Linked DNA regions of Homo sapiens: all the other regions are linked to region 1. A link is an interaction called in ENCODE POLR2A ChIA-PET data of the cell type or tissue named here. Cell type or tissue: GM12878. All regions are shown on one strand.

The links. ChIA-PET counts read pairs that join two places held together with the same protein. Peaks named below come from ENCODE experiments on the same cell type or tissue, not always from the same donor. Only the 100,000 strongest peaks of a DNase experiment are listed, where the experiment ranks them.
Region 2: POLR2A ChIA-PET joins it to region 1 with 6 read pairs; 2 of 35 experiments call an interaction of 5 or more read pairs at or near these places.
Region 3: POLR2A ChIA-PET joins it to region 1 with 7 read pairs; 4 of 35 experiments call an interaction of 5 or more read pairs at or near these places.

The regions. Positions count from the first base shown.
Region 1 is chr1:8,602,218-8,607,217 of GRCh38, forward strand. All of the region lies in intron 4 of RERE (arginine-glutamic acid dipeptide repeats), which reads right to left. Among named protein-coding and RNA genes, the nearest start is that of SNORD128, 110 kb to the left of the region's middle. RefSeq lists enhancers at 1,763-1,862, 2,173-2,312. In GM12878, no CTCF peak of the experiment used is centred here; a DNase peak (open chromatin) is centred at 2,004; H3K4me3 peaks cover 490 bases; H3K27ac peaks cover 255 bases.
Region 2 is chr1:8,766,496-8,771,495 of GRCh38, forward strand. All of the region lies in intron 1 of RERE (arginine-glutamic acid dipeptide repeats), which reads right to left. Among named protein-coding and RNA genes, the nearest start is that of RERE, 49 kb to the right of the region's middle. In GM12878, no CTCF peak of the experiment used is centred here; no DNase peak of the experiment used is centred here.
Region 3 is chr1:8,530,569-8,535,568 of GRCh38, forward strand. The region is part of intron 7 of RERE (arginine-glutamic acid dipeptide repeats); the gene reads right to left. Among named protein-coding and RNA genes, the nearest start is that of SNORD128, 38 kb to the left of the region's middle. In GM12878, no CTCF peak of the experiment used is centred here; a DNase peak (open chromatin) is centred at 2,721; H3K4me3 peaks cover 1,199 bases; H3K27ac peaks cover 1,859 bases.

The DNA.
Region 1 (5,000 bases):
GTCTCTACTAAAAATACAAAAAAATCAGCCAGGCGTGGTGGCGGGCGCCTGTAGTCCCAGCTACTCGGGAGGCTGAGGCAGGAGAATCACTTGAACCTGGGAGGTGAACGCTGCAGTGAGCTGAGACTGCGCCACTGCACTCCAGCCTGGTGACAAGAGTTAGACTCCATCTCAAAAAAAAAAAAAGGAAAAGAAAACATAATAAAACAGCCTCACGCTATGTTCACTGGAAAATTTATATGCATGTATATGTTTTATAAGTTATAGAAGCCCATAAGAATTCCAATAGTTCAGGGGAAAAAAAAAGAAAAAAAAAAAACTAAACTTGAGCTATATACCGATGTCTACCCACTAAAATTACTAAAACTATAGCCAGGAATACTTGTTTGGTTTCGTGCCCCTCTCCTTTACAAGGGAGGTAGAAAGCAAGGTGGAGAGACACCCAACAGTCACTTCCGTTTTAAAAAACAAAAACAAAACCAAAAAACTTACACACAGCAGATTTTTCTGGCTAGTATTGGCCAATCTTTCTCTTGACAGTATTAAGTGCTATCCTTTGTGTTAACAGTCCCATGCATTTAATTTATTGGTTTAAAAGAAATATTTCTTCATCTGATTAAAAAAAAAATCAATCTGACTTTTCTGTCTTGTAATTAAAACAAACTATCAATACAATGGATAGGGGGCAATTTCTCTGAACCAGGAGCTGTTCCAGACACTGGGGACAAAAAGGTGAATGAAACACAGCCCCTTCTCTTAATCTAGCTAAGAGGACAGACACGTACAGAGGCATGATGTGAGAATGATGCTGGCTGACAGTGCCTCTCAGGCAGAAGCGAGAGATGACTGGAAGTGGGAGGTGGAGAGGAGAGGCTCACTTTTATTTTTCATTTCAATGTATACCTTAATATTTTTAACATCCATTTTTGGAATTACATGTTTTACAACTTCATTAATAGAGTTCAGAGGCACAAGATTTTGGCTCTAAGTTTACATATAACTAAGTAGTACTACCATAATTATCACAAGCTGGTAAATAAACAAGATGGCCTCAATGTGCCAAGGGCACATTTATGCCAAACAAAGGCAAAGTCACTTCATGGCAAGCTGTATTTACACTGATGGTTTCTGAGTGGCAATAACTGAAAGAAAAGCAACAGGAAAACCGAGTCATTACAAGGAATCCAGCCGTCTACACAAACCAGGCACCATCCCAGCATCCAAGAACATGGGCCATAAGGAAGCAGTAACAGTTACATCACAAGCGGCTACTTATTTCACAACATCATCGCCCAGTCTATTAAATTAATGTTGGTAGTCAGAACTTTATTGGTTTTGTAGTTTGGTTTGAAATTAATTTATAAACTGCCTTTTATAGCTGCATTAGGGATATAAGCACACAAATTATACCTAATTTGTGTATTGGGGAAGGGAGGAAATTAAGTAATATAGAAGAACACAAAAACTATTTTTGAAGTAAACATACTCAAGTTTCAAAAACATGAAAGACCCTGGAACTGCATCAGAAGTTCCACATCCTCAACGTAAGCAACATAAGGAGGAGACCCTGTCTTTACAAAAAATTTTAAAATTAGCAGGGCATGGTGGCCCGTGCCTGTAGTCCCAGCTACTCAGGAGGTTGAGACAGAGAGGCCGAGGCTGTAGTGAGCCCTGAACATGCCACTGTACTCTAGGTGGGTGACAAAGCGAGACCCTGTCTCAAAAAAAAAAAAAGAAAAGAAAAAAGAAGAAGTTCCACATGCTGCAAAGGACAAGATCAGATCTACTTTTACACTAGTTACTGGAGTTGGGGACAAGCCTTCATTTGCTAATGCTGGCCATCCATCAGAATCTCCTGAGAAGTGCTTCAAAGGAGTATGGATTCCTGGGTTTGACTCTGGAACAAATGAATCAGTATTCTCATCTTACATGTGAAGACAGTGGGACTCTGAAAGATTAAGTCACCTGATCGTACAACTAGTCAATGGGTAACCAACATGATTCAAACCGATACTATGATTTTAACAGTAAAAACGTGAGGTTTTTTAACTACCTCCATGATCTGGGGGAAGGGTATACTGCAGTTCCCTGAACTACTCTTTCAACTTCTCTGTAAGTCTGAAATTATTTTCAAATAGAAAGTTAAAAACAAAAACTAAAAAGAATAGACAGCAGGCTGAGACGTGTTAAGAGGTAGAGGTGGGATAGGAAATGGAAAAGGATGAGGCAGAGGCCTCTGAAAGGAGGGCAGAGGCAGAGCTCCATCTCCACACAGAGGAGGTCGGCTGGTTTTCAGTTTTGTTTTGTTGTGGGGGAAGAGGAGGTACCAGTCAATAGCAAGCTGAGGAGTTTAAAAAAAGAAGGAAGGAAGGAAGGAAGGAAGGGAGGGAGGGAGGGAGGGAGGGAGGAAGGAAGGAAGGAAGGAAGGAAGGAAGGAAGGAAGGAAGGAAGGAAGGAAGTCCACATATCTGTAAGGTGGGCAATAAAGGAACGATCTTTCTGTATTTCTCTACATTACAAATTCAAACTAGCATTTACGAACTTGCCAAAAAAAAACCTGTTTATGTTTATAGAGAAATGCATTCTGAAGTCCAAACAACTGACCACACAACAATTTCTAAACCCTTCCACTACTACATAAAACATCTGCTTCTGTGCTAAACTTTTGTAAGGCACAGTTTCTGCTTCAAGAAAATCTGTGATGCTTGGAATTGAGGTTTATCTTACTGAAGAAAAATCTGAAGAAAAGTGTTTGCCACCCATACAGCTGATAATTTTTTGTAATCCTAATGGATCAGTGGGAAATTGTACCACGAAATCTCTTGTCAGTCAATATAACAATGTCTCTAACTAATTTCAGTAAAGTGAAATCTACAGTTATTCCCTTGAAAAACAGGACAAATCAACTCTTTCCCAACTTTTTTCTTTTTTTTCCCGCAAGACGGAGTCTCGCTCTGTCGCCCAGGTTGGGGTGCGATGGCATGATCTCACTGCAACCTCCACCTCCCTGATTCAAGCAATTCTCCTGCTTCAGCCTCCCAAGTAGCTGGGACTACAGGCACATGCCACCATGCCCTGCTAATTTTTTGTATTTTTAGTAGAGATGAGGTTTCATCGTGTTATCCAGTATGGTCTCAATCTCCTGACCTTGTGATCCACCTGCCTCAGCCTCCCAAAGTGCTGGGATTACAGATGTGAGCCACTGAGCCTGGCCTTCCCAACTTACTTTAAGAGGTAACTAAAGGACGGGTGCGGTGGCTCACCCCTGTAATCCCAGGGTGATTGGATTGGGAGGCTGAGGCGGGTGGATCACCTGAGGTCAGGACTTCGAGACCACCCTGGCCAATGTGGTAAAACCCCATCTCTACAAAAAATACAAAAATTAGCCAGGTGTGGTGGCACGTGACTGTAATCTCAGCTACTTGGGAAGCTGAGGCAGGAGAATCACCTGAATCCGGGAGGCAGGTGATCATGCCAAAATCATGCCATTGCACTCCATCCTGGGCAACAGAGCAAGACCCCATCTCCAAAAAAAAAAAAAAAAAAAAAAAAAACCCCTAAAAAAAGTGATAATAGATTATCTCCATTACTGGCAGCAGAAAACAAATTTAAGTGTTAAATACCAAACTTTTTTTTTTTTTTTTTGAGACAGCGTCTCACTCTGTCACCCAGGCTGGAATACAGTGGCATGATTATAGCACACTGCAGCCTCAGCCTCCTGGGCTCAAACAATCCTCCCACCTCAGCCCTAAAAGTAGCAGATAACTTTTGAATTTTTTGTAGAAACAAGGTCTTTCTTTGTTGCCCAGGCTGGTCTCAAACCCCTAGGTTCAAGCAATCCTCCAGTCTTGGCCGCCCAAAGTGTTGAGATTACAGGCATGGGTTACCACACCCAGCCAATACCAAAGTTTTACATTACATAGGTGAAGCTAGTATCCAACTATTTTCCACCAATTACCATGTAATATGGTTGAAATTACACGACCTTTCAAACTTCCAGATACAGGTGACAAAGAACATTTTTAATATAATTTCTATTTTCAAGATTTAAAAATTCTATCTACTTTTAATGTCTACCTAGCTGTCACCTCAAAAAATTCAAGACAGATTCTAAATTTTAAAAATTTTCCAATTTATGTTCCAGGAAATTTAAGTGAAAGGGAGGAAAGCTATAACTAAAATTTACTAATGGCTAGTAGTACTAATATACATACTTTAAAAAAAAATTACCAAGGAATAAATATTTAGGATGCTCCAGAGAAAAATTATATCTGTAAGCAGTTTCAATCTCCTCATTTTATGAATGTTTTGGTTACTTCAGCTATTAAGTTTTAATCAAGCTAAAAAATAGGCCTTTTTCCTTCCATCTTAAGAATGTCAATGGGATGAGGAGGGAAAAGCCAAAAGGTGGGAGGAATAGAGTAACAAACTTTTAATCAGCTAGCATGATTTAAAGGACACACACTTCTGTCCTTTAACACAGCATGTTTCTTGAAAATAGGTTACTAGTTCCTAAAAAAGAACACAAAAGCTATTTACAGGCTGAAAATCTAAGATTTTCTATTCTCAAATTTTCATTTAGAGAATACATTTTGGGACAAGAGGGAAAAACTACATTCATTTTAAGGGGATAGGAAAAGTACCTGATACGATCTAATCGTAAAACATGAGATCAAAGATAAGAACTGAAAATGCAACTTCCAGGCACCAGGCATAATAATTTATATAGACTCTAAAAAAGGATTAACTTTAAGTGTATTACTTCAACTTCACTCCAGTCCTTAGAAACATTTAATATCCTTGGGAAAGAGTACCATCTCTTCTTCCATTGAAGGCCTTGATATTTATAGAAGATATTGCCGGCCAGACGCAGTGGCTCACAATTGTAACCCTAACCCTTTCAGAGACTGAGGCAGGTGAATTCTTTGAGCCCAAGAGTTCGAGACCAGCCTGGGCAATGTGGCAAAGCCCCGTCTCTAAAAAAATTTAAAAATTAGCTG
Region 2 (5,000 bases), 160 kb after region 1:
AAGATTACACCACTGCCCTCCAGCCTAGGCAACACAGCAAGACTCCATTGCAAAAAAAAAAAAAAAAAGAAAAGAAAAAAAAGAGAGAGAGAGAGACAGTGGCCTGAACTAGCGTAATGGATTAGGAAGAGATAAGAGATACAGGAAAAAGAAACAATACTTGATTCTATATAGTGGGGAGAAGAGAAGGAATCAACACAGCCCAGGGTTACTTACTTAGAAAATTGAGTAGCATTTATCAAAACAGGAAAACACAGAAAGACATGTTTGGGAGCAGGAAAATTCACAATATTGTGAAATTTAATTATATTTACAAAAGTTATATAAGGACTTAGAGAAGGTTTTAAGAAGGTTTTGTTTTAAGGTTTTGTTGGAAGCTTTCTTGGGCATTTATCTAATTTTAAAATGCAATTTAATGTTAGTTATGTTTATAAGTAGAACTGGATATTTAAACAGAATTCAACTTGAATTAATCAACATGTATCAAAAACTGCATTATTTTTCTTTTACCTTTATATAAAATGTACTGAATTAATGAATAGACTAATATGATTTATAAACTGAACTCAAGGCTCAAGGAAAATTGGACTTTAAACTTTTTAACAATAAATTGACTATTCATTTTCTACACCAGAAACTGTAAGTAGTTGGGTATCACTGGCATGTAGCATTACTGGTTGAAAACCGAGAAGTTCTAATTTGATGGCTTCTATTTTCTCTGGAAATGAGGTCATCAATTCAGGAAATGGAACGGAAGGATGGGTGGTATGAGAAAGTAGACCAGGAATCCAAGGTTTGATACATAATTGAAATAAAAGCAATGGAGGCCAGGCACAGTGGCTCATGCCTGTAATCCCAATACTTTAGGAGTCTGGGGCAGGACAATTGCTTGAGCCAGAATTTGAGACCAGCCTGGGCAACATGGTGAAATCTCATCTCTACAAAAAGCAAGTCAAAATTAGCTGGGTGATGTGGTGCACATCTGTATTAATCCCAGCTACTTGGGAGGCCAAGGCAGGAGGATCACTTGAACCAGTAGGTGGAGGCTGCAGTAAACCAAGATTGCACCACTGCACTCCAACCTGGGCTGCAGAGTGAGGCCTTGTCTCAAAAAAAAAAAAAGAGAAAGAAAAAAAATGCTGCTTATCAAAAAGGATGGGATTTCTAAATAAAAAGCTTTCTTTATTAAAAAAAATTAAAAATAGCCTGTAATCCCAGCACTTTGGGAGGCCAAGGCAGGCGGATCACTTGAAGGTCAGGAGTTCAACACCAGCCTGGCCAACATGGTGAAACCTCATCTCTACTAAAAATAAAAACAAAATTAGCCAGGCATGGTGGTGCACGCCTGTAGTCCCAGCTACTTGGGAGGCTGAGGCAGGAGAATCACTTGAACCTAGGAGGCGGAGGTTGCAGGGAGCAGAGATCACACCACTGTACTCCAGCCTGGGTGACAGAGCGAAACTTTGTCTCCAAATATAATATAATAATAAAATAAAATAAAAATGAATAAATAAAAGTGATGGAGAAAAGACGAGCTACGTGGTGGACAGATACAGAAGGACCACTTGAAATAGTCACAGGCCATTTGGAGTAAAAAGGCCATGACTTCATGAGGCATCCATTAGCTGAATGATGTCTTTTTCTTTAAAATTACTTAGTAGCATAATGACTTTCTTCCAAATAATGTAAAAAGAACGTGTTTCTGGAGTCTTGATTTTCAGCTATACCTTAAAGATAGAAATAACTAAGAGGAAATTTGATGTATGTACTTACACAGGAATACTCTGCACTCTAAATCTAACCATGGAAAAACATTCTTTCCAGGAAAGTTGTATAAACCACAATATCCATTTCAGAAGATAATGAAAGTATCATTCATTCATTATACTTTAATATCATTTCTATGTCCTTTTTCTCTAATCCTTAAGTCAGAATTCTAGACGAGTATTGTCCAACAGAACTGTTGGGAATGATGGAAATATACTGTATCTGTGCTGGCCAACACAGCACCCACTGGTCACATGTAGCCACTGAACACTTGAAATGCAGCTAGTGTGACTGAAGAACTTAACTTTAAATTTTATTTAAGTTAATTTAAATAGTCATATGAGGGTAGTGCCTACCATAAAGAACAGCACAGTAAACTTTTCTGTTAAAGAAAATGAAGAAATTTACAGGCCAGTTAGGTGTCCAAGAGTCCTGTTTACAACACAAAAGATGTGAATTCACTCACTTATGAATACATGTAACAACACCGACGCTTGTCCCTGAAGAGCCTTTGGTTCTATTCTCATAATACAAGAGCTCTAAAGTCTCAAAAATGTGGGTGTGGACTAGGAGGACAAAGGAAATCCATTTCACACCCCAAGTTCCAAGAGAAACCGTGTACTTAGAGAAGGAGTTCATCATCCTTAGGGGAAAAATGTTCATCAGACAACTTCTAGAGGCCAGAGGTCGGCAAACGGTGGCCCACAGGCCACATCTGGACTGCAACCTGTTTTTACAAATAAATTTTATAGGAACACAGACATACTCATTTGCTGTAAAAGCATGTATCCATGCTTTGGGGCTATAAGGGTAGAGGTGAGTAGTTGTGACCATCTGGCCCACGCAGCCTAAAATGTTTACTACCTCACATAGTAAATCATTGATTTGAGTAAATGTTTTTTACCCAATGATTTGAGTAAAAGGAGTAAAAGACTTTGTTTTGAGGGGTAAACTGCTGCTGTATTTTATTATTAGGAAAAAAGCAATTTCAAGGAAAAAACAAAAAACAAAAACAATCATATATAGAAGATTTAAAATACTGCACTTCCAATCCCAATCCACAGTATTCCATCAAAAAATCACTGACCCAATAAATGACTGTCCAAGTACAAAGTGATAGGCAGATGCCTAATTCAGAATGACAACCTTAAGACACTGAATTCCGAACCATTTTTAAAGTTGTAAAACTCCAAACCACTATAAAGGATGTAAAACACATCATTTTGGTTTGTTTGGAGACAGGGTCTCAATCGCTCACCCAGGGTGAGGTGCAGTGGCACAGTCATGGCTCACTCCAGCTTCAACCTCCAAGGCTCAAGCGATCCTCCCATGTCAGCCTCCCAAGTACCTGGGACTACAGGCTCATGCTATCATGCCCAGCTAACTTTATTATTTTATTTTTGTAGAGATGGGGTCTCTGCCCAGGCTGGTCTCGAACTCCTGGACTCAAGCGATACTCCTGCCTCAGCCTCCCGAAATGCTGGGATTACAGACATGAGTCACCACACCCAGGCCACACGATTTTTTTTTATTTTTTATTTTTTGAGATGAAGTCTCGCTCTGTTGCCCAGGCTGGAGTGCAGTGGCACAATCTCAGCTCACCACAACCTCCATCTCCCAGGTCCAAGCAATTCTCCTGCCTCAGCCTCCCGAGTAGCTGGGATTCCGGGCGCACACCACTGCACCTGGCTAATTCTTTGTGTTTTTAGTTGAGATGGGGTTTCACCATGTTGGCCAGATTGGTCTTGAACTCCCGACCTCAGGTAATCCACCCGCTTCAGCCTCCCAAAGTGCTGAGATAACAGGCGTGAGCCACCGCGCCCGGCCAACACCATTAATTTTTAAGTACACTAATATATTGGAAATTTTCTAAAACAAAGCTTGAAACAACTATCACCAAAAGTTCTGTAACACAAAGAGTCAATACCACTGAACACAGTGTTTTCACCTGTAACGGAGTAAACATTCTCATTTCAGAATATTATTGAAATAGTTAAGGTATTATCATGAGGTACAGTACCTGACACAGAATGGGTACTTATTTAAAAAAAAATTTTTTTTTAAAAGGATGACTGTAAGGGGTCATTCCCCATGGATTATGGATAATTAGGGCCTTACCTTCTCAATAATGCAAAACTACATTTTCAATATTGTAGCATCACTGAATGTTTTGTCCAAAACTAGATTTAGAGAAAATGTCACCTACTGATTGAGAGCACAGTCTCGAGAAGCAGACTGCCTCAGTCTACTTATAGCCCTACTACGTACTAGCTCTGTCCTCAGTTTCCTCATCTGCGAAATAACTATACTTAACAATCCATGAAGAACAAGGGAAGGGTACAGTGACGTAGAACAACACTGTGGCAAACTGTAAGCACTCAACAAAATGCTGTATTTTAAAAACCTATGGCTAATGTACTGCCCAAAATTGGTACAATCTTTTTTAGAGGGTAACTTGGCAATTTCTACTAAAATCTAAAATATGCCTAACTTTTGAATCAGTAACTCTATTTTTAGGAATTCATCCTGTAAAAATATTCACAGGTTTATGAAAAGATATTGACAAGGATGTTAACTGCAGCATCGTTCATAATAGCAAATAACCGGAGGCAGTCTAAACATCTATCAGTTGAAAACAGGCCAAATTATAACACTAACATGTTTTCTTATGGAATACCTGTAATTATTAAAAAATAAACTATGTGTGCACCTATTTGGGGAAATGTTCATGATTTGTGGTTAAGATTAAAAAGTGGGTCTCAGTACAGTATGTAGAATAAAATCTTATTTCTATTAATTAAAAAAAGACAGAAAATAACTACAGCAGTCAGAATCCACTAAGGAGATGCAACAACCCACCTGCTGGGGGGGGAAAATGTAATGAAAAAGAAAATGCATATAGCATAAATGTTTTTTAGAGAAAAAACATGGAACTCCTCTAACAGCTATCATTTTGGAGATTAGAACTATTAGAAACTGGGCCGGGCGTGGTGGCTCACACCTAATCTCAGAATTTTGGGAGGCCGAGGCGGGTGGATCACTTGAGGTCAGGAGTTCGAGTCCAGCCTGGCCAACATGACAAAACCCCATCTCTACTAAAAATACAAAAAAATTAGCCAGACGTGATGGCGCACACCTGAGGTCCCAGATACTCCGGAGGCTGAGGCAGGAGAATCGCTTGAACCCAGGAGGCAGAGGTTGCAGTGAGCTGAGATTGCGCCACTACACTCCAG
Region 3 (5,000 bases), 72 kb before region 1:
AATTAGTACTAACTTCACATCAAGAGAGGAGAAGTATTCAGAAGCAGTTTATTTAAATTTCATTTACTAATTGCCCCGCATATCTAGACATGGAACTGAGTTTTCGTTTTCTTTTTTTTTTTTTTTTTTTTTTTGAGACGGAGTCTCGCTCTGTCGCCCAGGCCGGACTGCGGACTGCAGTGGCGCAATCTCGGCTCACTGCAAGCTCCGCTTCCCGGGTTCACGCCATTCTCCTGCCTCAGCCTCCCGAGTAGCTGGGACTACAGGCGCCCGCCACCGCGCCCGGCTAATTTTTTGTATTTTTAGTAGAGACGGGGTTTCACCTTGTTAGCCAGGATGGTCCCGATCTCCTGACCTCATGATCCACCCGCCTCGGCCTCCCAAAGTGCTGGGATTACAGGCGTGAGCCACCGCGCCCGGCCTGAACTGAACTGAGTTTTCTATCTATCTATCTATCTATCTATCTATCTATCTATCTATCTATCTATCTATCTATCTATCTAACTTTCTATCTATCTGTCCATCTTTCTATCTATCTGTCCATCCATCCATCCATCCATCCATCCAGGAAGCTTGCTGATTTACCTATTAGCTTTAACAATTTGGATGGGCCCGGGGGCTCACAAATATAATGAGAGGCCGAAGTGGTGGGTGACTTGAGGTCAGGAGTTTGAGACCAGCCTGGCCAATGGGGTGAAACCCAGCTTCTACTAAAAATACAAAAATAAGTCAGGCGTGATGGCATGCACCTGTAGTCCCAGCTACTCAGTAGTCTGAAGTGGGAGGATCACTTGAGCCTGGGAGGCAGAAGCTGTAGTGAGGCCAGACTGCACCACTGCACTCCAGCCTGGGCAACAGAGCGAGACTCCACCTCAACAAAAAAAAAAAACACAACACAAAACAAAACCAACACCAACAATAAAACTAATTTTTTCACAAGTTTTCTCAGATTTCCTATGGTGAAAATTATACTTTATTAATAAATGTTCATTTTTTCATTTCCAACCCTCACATATTTTCTTCTTCAAGTCTTAATGGATATTGAAATCCTGCTATTGTTTCTGGTTTCAGAGGAAAAAGTTTCCACACTCTGCCTTTAACTATGGTGCTTGCTGTAAGTTTATGGTAAGTATTCTGTTAGATTAAGGAAATTCATTCTACAATTAATTTTCCTTTTCTAAGAGTCCCCTCCCCAATTATTACAGAGCGTTGAATTTTATCAAGTGCTTTTTCTACATTAAGATGATTGCATGGGTACAAAAAAAGAATGAATGAATAAGGTCTAGTATTTGACTGTGAAACAGGGTGACCATAGTCAATAATAATCCAATTGTACATTTTAAAATAACTAAAATAGTATAATTGGATTGTTTTTAACACAAAGGATAAATGCTTGAGGGGGTGGACAACCCATTTTACCATGATGTGTCTATAATGCATTGTATGCCTGTATCAAAACATCTCATGTACCACATACATACGCTATGTATCCACAAAAATTAAAAATTAAGAAAAAGATGATTGTCTATGTTTTCTTCTTCTATATGTCGAAGAGGCAACATATGCTAACAGATAAATTATTAAGGCATTCTTATATTCTATAAATTTGGACATGCATATTTACCTTGCTAGACTCCGTTTGTTAACATTTCATTTAAACATTTTACATTCATGTTCATAAGATTGAACCTATAAATTTTATTTTTTTAACCTGGTTTTATAATAAAGGTTTTATTAGCTTCATAAAATGACTCAGGGGACCCATAACAACTTTCTCTGTTCTCTGGAACACTGGTAGAATTCACCTGTAAAGCATGAGTCTGATTCATTTTTCTTTTTCTCTTTTATTTGGGGGGGGTCCGGGGAGGGGGGAGACAGAGTTTCACTTGTTACCCAGGCTGGAGTGCAATGGCACAATCTTGGATCACTGCAACCTCCACCTCCTGGGTTCAATAGATTCTCCTGCCTCAGCCTCCCAAGTAGCTGGGATTACAGGTGTGCACCACCATGCCTAGCTAATATTATTATTTTTAATTTTTTTTTGAGACAGAATTTTGCTCTTGTTGCCCAGGCTGGAGTACAATGGCACAATCTCGGCTCACTGCAACCTCTGCCTCCTGGGTTCAAGCAATTCTCCTGCCTCAGCCTCCCGAGTAGCTGGGGTTACAGGTGCACGCCACCCCACCTAGCTAAATTTTTGTATTATTAGTAGAGACGGGGTTTCCCATGTTGGCCAGACTGGTCTTGAACTCCTGACCTCGGGTGATCCACCTGCCTTGGCCTCCCAAAGTGGTGGGATTACAGGCATAAGCCACTGCCCCTGGCCCTTTTTTTTTGTATTTTTAGTAGAGACAGGGTTTCACCATATTGATCAAGCTGGTCTCAAACTCCTGACCTCAAGTGATCCACCGCCTCAGCCTCCCAATGTGCTGGGATTACAGGCATGAACCACCAAACCCAGCCTGATTTATTTTTCTTTTCGGTCTAATGAGATTAAAAAAATTATCCAATGCAAATTATAAAAACTGCCTTTAAAGGGAGAAGGTATGCAGTTTTTACCTATTTCCTCTTTCTTCCAGGCGGAAATCTGGATGTAATGGCCATCACTACATTGCCAACCTTGAAACAAGAGAACAGTGGCAGACAAGGTAGTAAAGGGTGGACCCCTGATGACTGTGAGGTCCTAGTCTAGGAGTGCTTCCTTTCAAACTCTGCTTACATGAGAGAGAAATGAAAGTGATATTTTATTTAAGCCTTTTACACAGTCTCTTTCTGAAGCTTCCAGTATTTGAAGTTCTCGGGTGTGTCTTGCTGTTTGTCTCATCTGACCACAGTTAATGGTACATGGTTTCTTCCGATATTTCTGACGGTGAGCTTGGCATTCAAGGATATTTTATCTGTGGGGATCCTACAGGATCTTGGATGAGGGTGTCTCCCATTAAAAAACATTTTACATATGCTTCTGCCAGGTATCTTGAAGGGTTTACTGGCATGAGACCACTTTTTATATTGCCTTCTTATCCTAGAGTTCTCATATTCTGAAGGGCCCAGAATCCCAACCCTAAACAGGTGGGTTTCCCTGTTACTCCCCTCTAGGTTGGAAAATGTTAACAAACTCAATCCAGCCTCACCATGAGCTACTGAAAGATCAGCTTACTGCTTTAGTTTTCAGTTTCTCTTAATTCTTTGGAGCTCAGCTCCGCAGTTAAAAGTTTTGTTATGTGTTATTCCATTACTCCAGGTAACATTCCTAGATGTTATCTGACAAAGGGTTTTTGAAATGATCAAAGGGTTTTTGAAATGATCAAATCAAATGATCAAATGAAAAACAGGCTTTTGTCCTGTTTTATTAAAGTTATCTTAACTTCAGTAGGCTTTGTTTTCCAAAAATACATGTACTCTCAACCATCTCCAATATTTTCCATCTCAGGTAAATGTTTCTGAGAATTCAAATGTGATGGCAGATAAAAGCAAACAGGAAAAAATTTGTATCCAGCTCTAGCTGCTCATCTTCAAAAGCTACACAAAGACCACGAGCTGTGGTGAGTGGAAAAGGGAACTGTTACTCAAATGCAAGTAAATTTTAGAATGTCTCAAATTCAAATTAGTTGAAATACAGGTGTTTTAGATTGTTAACTTTTCCACTTAAGTATAAAGATTTATGTTGAGGAAAAAAATGGTCCCAAGGTCACAGAGCAAAGTGACAGAAAATTAAGAAATAAAGACATTAAAAATAATGAAATAAGGTTTCTTAATGTTAAAGAAGAATGTTACACATAAGGAAAAGGGAATAAACTAGCAGAAATTCTGTAGTACTGGATTGAACTTGGAGAATTTCACATGAACTTATGAATATACACACATAAATACAAAACTATAGGTGCAAGTGTGTGCATTATATATGCGATAGATACAAACACACGCACTCCCTAGCTCTGTTTCTCAGAAGGTCAGAGAGCAGCAACACAAAGTAATGAGCACACTTAGCACCAAATCTAGGCTTTAAAATATCATTCTCCAAACACTGGGACAATCTGACCTCAAAATGAATAACAACAGCAGCAGGTTATAAACAATTAAATAAAATAGGAGGCCATTATTCCGCTAAATAAATGAATAAATCGAAAGTTTGATGAAGATGAGATCTACACAGTCACAAAGCAACCTCCCACAAAATGGTTATTAATTAAAAAGGGAAAAAGAGACACCGTACAATGGCAAAACCTGGCAGACATCACGTCCAGCAACTGGTCAAAGTGAACATTACCAGCAACTGGACAAATAAGAATTGTATACTGACAGGATACAGAAGAAAAGAACACAAAATTTCTGTGATACACGATCTAACTCTAATAATAAGGAAACACCATAAATGCAAACTGAGGGACAGCTGGGCACAGTGGCATACACCAGTAGTCCCAGCTACTAGGGAGGCTGAGGCAGGAGGATCACTTGAGCCCGGGAGGATCACTGAGGGGGGAGGGAGGATCACTTAATCTAGGCTGCAGTGCACTTAAACCGTACCTACGAATAGCCACCTCACTCTAGCCTGGGCAACATAATAATACTCCATTGCTATTTAAAAAAATAATAACAATAACGCAAACTGAGGGACAGGATACAAAATAATTGGCCTATTCTCTTCCAAGGTCATGAAGCCAAGAAGCAACTGAAAAACTGTTCCAGATTTAGGGAGACTAAACAAATATGACAACTAAATCCATAATGCCAAACAAGATCCTTCTGTTGTAGGTTTTTATTAGGAACACCGGCAAAATTTGAATAGGGCCTGAGAATACCATGGTAATAATATTTTCATTGTTAATTTCCTGATTTTGAGGGCTGTATTGTGGTTATGTAAGAAAATGCTCATGTTCATAGGAACTACACAAAATACTGGAGTATGAAAGAGCTTCAGGGTGACAACATACTTTCAAATGATTCAGTTAATAAAGGTCTTCTACTCTACTTACAAGGAACTATTCTGTTTTAAAACAAAA